Regions from separate parts of the Homo sapiens genome. Here region 1 is linked to region 2. The links are chromatin loops, found by intact Hi-C in ENCODE. Cell type or tissue: dorsolateral prefrontal cortex. All regions are shown on one strand. Links, peaks and the distances in the headings refer to the core of each region. The heading gives the core; the rest is flanking DNA. Region 1 overlaps RNF216 (ring finger protein 216). Region 2 overlaps RNF216 (ring finger protein 216).

What was found. Hi-C counts contacts between places; a loop is a spot of excess contacts. Peaks named below come from ENCODE experiments on the same cell type or tissue, not always from the same donor. Only the 100,000 strongest peaks of a DNase experiment are listed, where the experiment ranks them.
Region 1: it touches region 2 in a loop (3-fold over the local background); 11 of 110 quality-filtered maps call a loop at or near these places.

What each region holds. Positions count from the first base shown.
Region 1 is chr7:5,631,060-5,636,432 of GRCh38, reverse strand. All of the region lies in intron 15 of RNF216 (ring finger protein 216), which reads left to right. Among named protein-coding and RNA genes, the nearest start is that of FSCN1, 41 kb to the right of the region's middle. RefSeq lists enhancers at 1,178-2,097, 1-4,146. In dorsolateral prefrontal cortex, for the core only: a CTCF peak has its summit at 2,054; DNase peaks (open chromatin) are centred at 1,882 and 2,149; H3K4me3 peaks cover 2,139 bases; H3K27ac peaks cover 4,250 bases.
Region 2 is chr7:5,702,342-5,707,714 of GRCh38, reverse strand. All of the region lies in intron 13 of RNF216 (ring finger protein 216), which reads left to right. Among named protein-coding and RNA genes, the nearest start is that of MIR6874, 6.9 kb to the left of the region's middle. RefSeq lists an enhancer at 4,566-5,373. In dorsolateral prefrontal cortex, for the core only: CTCF peaks have their summits at 2,860, 3,060 (motif pointing right) and 4,010; DNase peaks (open chromatin) are centred at 3,054 and 4,334; H3K4me3 peaks cover 1,908 bases; H3K27ac peaks cover 4,527 bases.

The DNA.
Region 1 (5,373 bases), core at 164-5,163, 71 kb after region 2:
GAACCTGAACTACCACTCCACAGTAAGAGCTCAAGTGGTGAACAGTAACTTTCTTTCTCTGTTAGTTATCAAAATGAAGCCAAAAGCATTCAACTAAGAGTCTTATAAAGAAGGTGTCTTCTTTAGGAAGCAAAAAACCAGAAGCGAACAGTCACAGCATACCACAGTTTTCTGGATTAGGGAGCAGAGTGGAAAGCCAGCTCTTGACACATAAGTGAACAGACGTTATTTTGCAGTAGGGGAAGAGTGATCCTGGAACTTTACTGAACGTGAATATACTGACTGGTCCTTGCATGGCCACAGGAGTGGTAGCTGAGGTGGGGAGCAAATTGTGAGAGGAACAGGCACCTGGCAGTCTGGATTTGAGAGTATGGCAAAACTTAAAACAGCATGTTCTCTTTCAATACAAAACAAAGTCCGTGTTTGTCTTGGGTTTTGGCTACGAGAAACTACAGAGAATTGTTTTCTACAGTGTCTTTGTCTTTTGAATGTAAGAGTTTGAAACCTGTCCAGTTCAAATAAAACCCTAGGGCTTTTACAGCCAGTTTAATTTGGTACAATTATCGCCTAGCCATTTGGTTAAGAGACACTCATTTTTCCAAACCAGCAGTGGACTGAGCCTAACATTTATAGATGTTAATACATTCAGTTCTGTAGCAGTGCTCGAAGGCAGATGTATCATCCTGGTTTTACTTGCTTAAGACTGTGGCCAGTAAATGGTAGCCTGGGTTTCCACCCGGGTCATTTGTCCTCGGAGTATTCCCAGGCCTGCCTTCTCCCCTCAGGCCAGCGCAGCATCTCCCTGGTGGATCAGGCATGCAGAAAGTCCTGGGGACCTTTGGGACCCTGGCTTAAGCGGCAGGGGAAAGGACATGATGTTGTTGGAATTAGGGAGGAAGGCTGTGAAAGGGAGGATTGATGAGGAAACGCAGAAACCTGGTAAGGAAAGGTATTTTAGACTTTTAGGTTGGAAACTGATTTTTGGCTTCAGAATTTTTTCCTTAACCTTAAAAATTTATTCTACAAAAGAGTAAAGTGAGCCCCCAGATTGTCCCATCACCCAGCTTCCACAGCTGGCTTTGGCGTGTTATTTCTCATCACTGTCATAAATATCATTGTGTGTTAAAAAAAAAAAAAAAAAAGTGAAGTTAGTGGGGTGGGTGTGATCATTGATCTGTCATCAAAACTGACCTCGGTTTCTTCATCTTCCTCTTAATAGCCACACAGCCAACACCATGTGAGCGTGCTATGCAGTGTGATTTTTACTGCATGGGACTGGGAGGCAGTGCTTTCCTATTTTGCAGATGAGGGAGATGATGTGTAGGTCACTAGCCCAGGATCCCTAGCTTGGTGAGACCAGGATGTGAGCCCAGGTCTTCCAACCAGTGTCTGGCTCCTGCCACAAATACATGGTCGTTAGGTGCCCATAGGGTCCCTGAGCCCCATGAACCAGGTAGCCCTTGCAGAGGGGTGGGGACCTCGCCAGACTCTTTCCCCATGGATGAATGAAGCTGCAAATAGTAGAAAGGGGCCCTGGCAGTTTTGCTACCCCAGCAGTGTCCCAGACAGGGTTTCGATGTCACTGAGGGCTTTCCCAAGCAGGGCAGCACAGTCCAGTACACACGGCCTGTTGGTGCTTGTTGCTACATGTCTTCAGCAGATCCCACCAGGCCCCTGGGTGAGCACTTGACCCTGACGGGACGCAAAACATGGCCACATTCTGCCCCCATCTCCAGGTCCTTGTGGGGGAAGTGCTCCAGATAGTGGTATTTGGGTGCTGGGCTTGTCTGACCTGAGGAGGTGGCTGCAGAAGCCAGGGCCAGCCCTGAGCCCGTGAAGTCTCTGCTCCTCCCCAGCACACTGTCCTGCCTCCCTGCCCTTCCCAGCCACAGCTGCGCAGCATGTGCCACTCCAAGCTCTGCTGCTCCCTCCCCCAACTTCCTGTTGCTGGGGACAGCAAGGGGTGGGGGCTAAGGGTCTGCCGTTGCTCAGGCGATCTGTGGCTAATCTGGGAATAATTTGAAACTAAATCTTAAGCTCTTTGGAAGCCTCTCATGAAATCATTGCAAGTTTATTAACAACAGCTGTGGCCACACATGACCTGGATCCCAGCCCCAACCCACCCCCAGAATCTCAGAGGGGAAGCACCAGTCGACTTGCAATTCCCAGTCAGCTTTCTAAGGGGAGGAAAAGTGCAATGAAGAAGAAAAGCCACCCGTTCTTCCCCCATGGTCACAGGAGGCTGGCCAGCAGGCACGTGGACAGCCAGCCCTGGGGACCAGAAGTGTTGGAAAAAAAGTCTCAAAAGGACCGTAAAGGCTTTGGCAAAAATAGTTTTGTGCCAAGCGCTCAAATGGTTATTTTGGGAACAGTCAGCCTGTGGCTGCTGATTACTGTTCATATCTGATTTGTGAAAATAAATTGAATCTTTTCCCCTTTTTAATCACTCATAGTTTCTCTTTCTTCGTTTTCTCCTGTCTATACCCTGCTGCGTGGACAGAACTGTGGGGCATATTTGTGGAGGGACAAGCTAAGGGAGGATGTTTGTGTATGTTTTGTTTCTCTCTTCTTAATTAAAACCTCTCTGGTAAATTCTACCTCACTTGCCGTCTTCAAGTGCAGCACGTTTCTGGAAAGGCCGGGTGCTTGCCATCCCCACAAGCTCTTGCTGCGTCTTCCTCCCACCCACCCTACCTGCATGCAGCAGGCAGCAAGCCAGAGTCTTCTGTGTCAGGCTGAGTTCTTTCTGCGCCCTGCTGAGCTCAAAGGAATTCAAGGAAAGGAAACAAATCTCCCTCCCTGTTAAAATGCAATCCGCTTATTTCCTTGTTTTTGTTTTGTTTTGTTTTGTTTTGTTTGAGAGGGAGTCTCCCTCTGTCGCCCAGGCTGGAGTGCAGTGATGTGATCTCGGCTCACTGCAGCCTGAACCTACTGGGTTCAAGTGATTCTCCTGCCTCACCCTCCTGAGTAGCTGGGATTACAGGTGCACGCCACCAGGCCCAGCTAATTTTCGTATTTTAGTAGAGACGGGGTTTCACCGTGTTGATCAGACTGGTCTCAAACTCCTGACCTCAAATGATCCACCTGCCTAGGCCTCCCAAATTGCTGGGATTACAGGCATGAGCCACCGCACCCGGCCTTACTTCCAGCTCTTCCAGCTGGGCGCAGTGGCTCACACCTGTAAGCCCAGCACTTCGGGAGGCCAAGGCGGGTGGATCACAAGGTCAGGAGTTCGAGACCAGCCTGGCCAATATGGTGAAACCCCGTCTCTACTAAAACTACAAAAATTAGCTGGGCATGGGGCGGACGCCTGTACTCCCAGCTGCTTGGGAGGCTGAGGCAGGAGAATCACTTGAACCCGGGAGGCGGAGGTTGCAGTGAGCAGAGATCGCACCACTGCACTCCAGCCTGGGCGATAGAGCACGACTCTGTCTCAAAAAAAACAGAAAGTGCTCTTCCAGTTCCGCTGGGTGGGTGAGACTCCCGTTTCACTCTCTGCTTTGACCCTTTGTCCTTGACACTGCATTTGGGGTGCACTGCCCACTGTGGTGCCATTCGTGTGCTTCGTCATGGTACTCATTGGATCCCACTGTGATCCATAGGTACACCTTCTGGAGTAGCGATGGGGCACTGGAGGGCTTCGTTTTGTTTTTTGGAGATGGAGTTTTGCTCTTGTCGCCCAGGCTGGAATGCAGTCGCGTGATCTTGGCTCACTGCAACCTGTGCCTCCCGGGTTCAAGCGATTCTGCTGCCTCAGCCTCCCAAGTAGCTGGAATTACAGGCACCCACCACCACGCCTGGCTAATTTTTGTATTTTTAGTAGAGATGGGGTTTCGCCATGTTGGCCAGGCTGGTCTCGAACCCCTGACATCAGGTGATTGGAGGGCTAACTTCTACCCTGGCCTGACACATCATTACGCTTGTTCTTTTGAGCCCTTGCTGATCCAGGGACACCTTGGTCGCTGATCAGCATCCACTCCCTCTCACCTCAGCCTGGCCTTGCTCATCAGAAAGGAGCTGTGCTGAGAATTCATTTGAAAGTTTTCACTGGGATTAGGAGGGGCCAGAAGGAGAGCAGAGACAGAACTCATTCAGGCCAGCTGGGTCCTTCTTAAGGCCTGTGCCAGAAACCAAGGATGAGGCACAGAGACTGCAGCCCTCGAGGGGATGCACCATGGTCTGTCATGGATCTGTGGCAGCGAGTAAAGATGCAGCCAGCAGCCCCTCCTGCCCCCACTGGCCAGGGCAAATGGCATGAACAGGAACTCAGATCTCAAATAGGTTCAGGTGAACCTCTATAGACCGCTGTCCAGGGTGAGCCCAGCAACCCAGCCTGAGCCATGCAGAGTTGAGAACTGCCGGCCATCCTTGGAACCTACAAGTCCAGACCTCCTGCCCTGGCCTCAGCACACTGCCCACCTTGGTGGTCCAGCCACTCTCTGCATCTTCTGAGCCTCAGGGTCCTCTTATGAAATCCTTGCCAGCCTCCCGTGGCGTGGAGAAGGGGGTGTGAGCTAAGCAATCCGTACAAGGCAGCAGGACCTCGTGGGGGCAGAGCGTGACCTTCTACAATGGAATCTGAGTGGGCTTGACAGTGAAGTGTGGATATAAAAGCAGCCAATGGAAAAGATATCAGAATGTTCCCAGGATTGATCTCTGGTGAGGAATTACGGCTGATTTTAGCTGTGTTGTTTTGTTCAATGTTTCCCAAGATTGTTTTAATCAATATGTATAAGGAAAAGAAATAATGGCATTTTTTTTTTTATGTTGATGAGAACCAAATCCCTGAGTTTTTTGTGACGAGAAGAGGCCAGAAAGAGAAAATGTCATGGGACCCCCATGGGATTCAAGTAACTTGGTAGTGTCAGGAGAAAACATGTCAGGCAAGGAAATCTTGAAGCATTCGCTTCTGCCTTTGAGATGGACCAAAACCAGTGAGCTGAGAACAGCACCTGGTCAGAGGCCACTGGAGACCAGTGACCCAGGGAGGCACTACAGCCTCTCACCTCAGTGCTGGGCCCCCATGTGCAGCTTAGATTTCTGGCTCAAGAGATGAGGGTTATGAGCTTTCCCAAGCTCCCCACTCCCACTCTGGGCAAGAGGAATCTACTGGCTTTCATCCCAAAGGACAAGTGCCAGGGACCAGAGGCCGACAAGTGGGCTGTTTCAGGGGATGGCACATGCACTTCTGGGTAAGCTGAGCCTGAGAAAAGGAGGATTGTTCCCTAAAAATTTCCAAAACACAGCCCCTTGCTCTGCGTTTTGGCTGTTTGTTTCCTTGAGTAGAAGTGTTTTGTTTTGTTTTGTCCTGTTACGTCTTGTAAGGGGAGAAAGGAGGTTTCAGAATTCTGCTCTTCTCAGAAGGAACCCTCT
Region 2 (5,373 bases), core at 151-5,150:
ACACACACACTGAAAAGCTTTTTTTTACTAAGATCAGGAACAAGGCAAGGATATCACTGTCACCACTTCCATGCTATATAACACTGGAAGCCCTAGCTAGAGCTATTTGGCAGGAAAAAGCAAAAGCATCTATATCCGTGCAAGTTCACAGATAACATGATCTTATACATAGAAAAATCTGCAATTTCCACAAAAAAACTTGTTAGAATTAATATATTCAGTAAAGGTGCAGGATACAAAATTAGCACATAAAAATCAGTTGCGTTCCTGTACACTAACAAACACTCCAAAAAGAGAAATTAAGAAAATCTAATTTATAATACATCAAAAAAGTTGGAATACTTAGGAACAACTTAACCAAGGAGTGGGTAAAGACTTATACACTGAAAACTATAAAAAACTGCTGAAATAATTAAAGAAGACATAAATAAATGGAAAGACATCCCTAAAATGCATATGGAACCACAAAGGATCCCAAATATCCTAGACAGTCTTAAGAAAGAAGAACAAAGCTGGAAGCCTCACACTTCCTGACTTCAAAACTTATTACAAAGCTACAGTAATTTAAACAGGCAGACATGTAGACCAATGGAACATAATACAGTGCTCAGAAATAAATCCACACATTTATGATCAGCTGATCTTCAACAAGGGTGCAAAGAACACCCACCGGGGGAAAAGGTAGTCTCTGATTAATGGTGCTCTGTAAACTGAATATCCACATGCAAAAGAATGAACTTAGACGCTGATACCATATCTCATATCATAACACAAAAATCAACTCTTTAAATGGATTAAAGACTTAAGTGTAAGACCTGAAACTATAAAAACTAGAAGAAAACGTAGGTGGAAAGCTTCATGACATCAGTCTTGGCAATGATTTCCTGGGTATAATACCAAAAACAAGGTGACAAAAGCAAAAAACAGGCAAGTGACTACTAAGATGCTTTCAGCAAAGGAAACCATCAACAGAGTGAAAAGGCAGCCGGTGGAAAGGAATTGAAATCCTTTGGGAAAGGATCTCAGCATGTTCCTGTGTTCATTGCAGCATTATTCACAGTAGCCACAAGATGGAAACCACTTACTGACATGTTCGTCAACAGATGAATGGTTAAAATTTGGTATATTATGCAGCCTTTGAAAAGAAGGAACTCCTGGCACATACTAACAACACAGATAAACCACCTTGAGGGACATTGTGTTCAGTGCAATTAGCCAGTCATAGAAGGACAGATACTGCACGATTCCACTTAAATGCAGGATCTAAAGTAGTCAGACTCATAGAAACACAAAGTAGAACCCTGGGTGCCAGAGGCTGGGAGAAGGCAAAGTGGGGAGTCACTGTGCAGTGGGAAGTTTCAGTCATGCCAGATTAAGTTGTTTAGAGATCAGCTGTACAACATTTTGCTAACAGACCCTGTACACTTAAAAATGTGTTAATTGGGTAGTTTTTGTATTGTGTGTTTTCACCACAATTTTTTTTTTTTTTTTTTTTGAGATGGAGTGTCGCTGTGTTGCTCAGGCTGGAGTGCAGTGGTGCAATCTCAGCTCACTGCAACCTCCACCTTCCGGGTGCAAGCGATTCTCCTGCCTCAGCCTCCTGAATAGCTGGGACTACAGGCACATGCCACCATGCCCGGCTAATTTTTTGCATTTTTAGTAGAGACGGGGTTTCACCATGTTAGCCAGGATGATCTTGATCTCCTGACCTCGTAATCCTCCACCTGCTTCGGCCTCCCAGAGTGGTGTTTTGTTTTGTTTTGTTTTGTTTTGTTTTGTTTTGTTTTGTTTTGTTTTAGTTTTTGTTGAGATGGAGTTTCGCTCTTCTTGCCCAGGCTGGAGTGCAATGGTATGATCTTGGCTCACCATAACCTCCGCCTCCCAGGTTCAAGCAATTCTCCTGCCCCAGCCTCCCGAGTAGCTGTGATTACCTGCATGTGCCACCACGCCCGGCTAATGTTGTATTTTTGTAGAGGCGGGGTTTCTCCATGTTGGTCCGTCTGGTCTCGAACTCCTGACCTCAGGTGATCTGCCTGCCTTGGCCTCCCAAAGTGCTGGGATTACAGGGTGAGCCACCGTGCCCAGCCTACCGCAGTTTTTTTTAAAGGGCATATGGTTCATTTTTTCCCTCTGCCAAGAGGGATGTGCAGCATGAGTGAGAACAAAGTCTGTTTTGAACTACTGAGGTTTGAGTTTGTTCCAGCAGCATAACCTAGCACATCCTGACTGATAAGGATCATAAGGACCATAACTGCCCTTGGAGTTGGAGAACAGGAGCAGATTTGAGAGGTAGAGGATTAGAAGGTGATATGTTGCATGTGAAGGTGGGGAGAAAGCCAGAGGTCTCACAGGCGTGTCTGGTTTGGACCACTATGTAGTTGATGATGCTGTTTACAAAACTGGAAATGGAATCCAAAAGATTCAGGAGAGATTACTTTTGTTTTGGACATGTTGAGTTTTTAGGGGAGACATCCAGTGTGTACGTGTTTTTACAATGCCTGGCACATAGTAGGTGCTCCATAAATCAGTGACCCTAGATCAGTGATCCGGGTCAGTAACACAGGGAGAGATCTAGGCTGGAAAAAGATTTTGGAGTCTGAAATGAGCAGCAAAAGGAGGAAAGAGGAGGAGAGGGGTAAGGTGCCCATCAGGGAGATTATTATTAGCTTAGAAATGCTGGGCCATGCTAAGTTTAAAGTATGTTTTTTCATTTATTCACATCTTTTTATGCCCCTCAGCAACGTTTTGCAGTGGAGAGAATGTGTGTTATGATTACATGATGGATTACAGTATGTTTCAGAACTTGACTTTCACCTATGGATAACAGCATTCACATTTTAGTTTCTAATGTTAGGGTAAGGATTGTAGGTGTTTGGCCCATCATGGAAAATAAAGTGAAAAATGTTATATGGGGACCTGAGGCAGTGACGGCCTGGTGGAGCTGGCTCAGTGACCACCAGAGGAATGAGAGAAGTCCCCACCTTGTCCTTTGGATGAGAAAGGAGAGTTTATGCCTAATCTTCTGTCCTTATTTGTGGGCTGTGGAACGAGTTGCCACTAGGTGGCACAGATGCTCCATGAGGAAAGGGTTTTCTTCCTCTTGGGTGTTTGAAAAGTATGTGTCAGCAAAACACTGTTTTGTAAGCAGAATTGACACAGTTCTTTTGGGCTCAGTACCAAAGCAAATCGCTACGTGCATTTAGACTTTATCTAAGAAGTCCATGTTATTAGCGCATACGCTTTTACCTTTCTCAGTTGTGCAAATTCTCCTTATGCCATTCTTTGTAGCAAGATGGCTAAAGCAGTCGCTAATCCTTGAGGATTCCTGATATTTAAGACATGAGCCACAAGCTAATTTTGACCCGTGTGAGACTAAGGGCACCTGCTTTCTCATTGCAGTGTCTTTGCCAGTAATATAAATTCCAGTTGGCTTTTCAGGAACTTGTCGCTCTGAAATGAGGCGTTTATATTAATACGGCATTAATATAAACGTATTAATATAAGACGGCCTCTGGAGGAGGACTTGAATGGCTGGAATCAGTCCTCTGGAATCCCTGAAGAATAAGACACTGTATCTTTGATGAAATGGAGAGAGTCTTTGTTTCATTGATATGATGGAATGCTTTTGTCAAGGCTCTCAGCTCCCTTGTGTGTTCTCAGATAAAGAATTCATTAGTTTGTTTTCAGTGTGCTGCTTTTAGGAATGAATTGGGTGTGTTTGGTGTGAGACTGAAGAGTGTTACATAAAAGGAGATTTGAAGGTGATGCTTCTGGAATATGTATTCTTAGGGTCAGAAGTTTCACTGTTGAGTCTTTTCTGCCTTGCCACAGCCATAACTTTGCTTTATAAACTCAGAGCTGTGTAAGTCAAGTTTTCCAGAAACTTAGGGCCACAAGGTGGAGGTTTAGGCACACTCATGAAGCAAGCGCTAACGACGAGAGACCATCAGGTGGTGAGAGTTTAATCAGAGTAACTGAAGAACATCTGGTGTAGTCTTTTCGTGGAAACTGCAAATGTGTGTGTGGTTGTGTAACCACCCATCTTTTCCCAATGTCACTTGTATTTATTTATCTTTTCTCACCTGCCAGCTTTCTTCCCTGCTTGTTTTTCTGCCCTTTCTAGGTTCCCATCCTATTCTTTGTAGCATTTGCTGTTTTTAACTTTACAGCCGTGAAGTACAACCAAAATTCACATCTGCAGTGAACCAGTTTGTTGGTTAAAAAACAGGCATCTGCAGCCTCCTACAGTAGCTGCATGGCTGCGTGAAGAGAATGTAAATGAGTGTGGACCAGCTATCAATGCCAGGGCAGCTCCAGCTGTGATGGCGGGTGGTTGGCACTTATTAACAGCACTCTAATTTGGGGCCCAGCCAGTCAGCTGACTCCTGTGCTGAGCACGGCCTTCACATTTATCTAGAGATGAATGAAGCTTGGGCCACTTGTTCCTACTATCAGGGAAGACCTTTATTCAGGAAGTAGCGTTGACAAGAACCAAATAGCTGGGTAACAAAAAGATTTTTAAGCCCACAAATGAGGACTCATTTACTGGAGTGGAAGTCCATGCTGCATGATGTGAGTCAAATATGAAGGAGGGTGGTGTGAGAATTTCTCATCATGGAATGTGACCTGCCCTTGCTCCTCCAAGGTGAGTCACTTTCTTCAGAGCCCAGCATGGGTCCCTCTGAAGAGCTTCAGGTTCAGGCCGCAGAAGGACGCTCCCTTACAGGTATATCATGTAGGGTGCCTGGCAGAGCTCTCAGCTCATATTGGTCCCCACAGCAGCCCTACAAAATAGACACTGGCTTAAAGTCAGGTGATGGTAAATGGCAGAGCTGAGTGGGTCGCAGACACCATCCCTGTGAGCCTCCCTTCCGTCACGTACTGAGCAGGGCTGGCGTCATAGCAAGGAGGCTTCAGGATTTTTAACTCTACTTGTGTCTGAGTACTTCTGTCAGTTTTCACTTTTTAAAATTTCACTTTTTAAAATTTAAAAGCATAGTGAATCTATTCATCACAGACTTCTTGATCCTGGGAAGGTTTTGGTTAATTACACACGCAAGCACATCCTCTTCCCTTACCTGCTATTGAAGCACAGTAAATACAGCATAGAGTAGATGTGTTTGTTAGATTCTTTTAAAGAAGAAGAAAAATAATAAAAGGCAAATGTTGCTTGCCTCCCTTCCCACCCTGCCTTCCCATTAAGAGTCAAATACCATGCTTGCTGTTTCAGTGATTATTCAGAAGGGAGAGAGCTGACAACCCGAAATAGGGAAAGGTAAAAATACATACGCATTATAACAAAACGCCAATATGAATAAAAATTTTATTTTTGTTTCTGCTTGGCCCTGTGGAAATAGTTTTTTACCCCTGTAT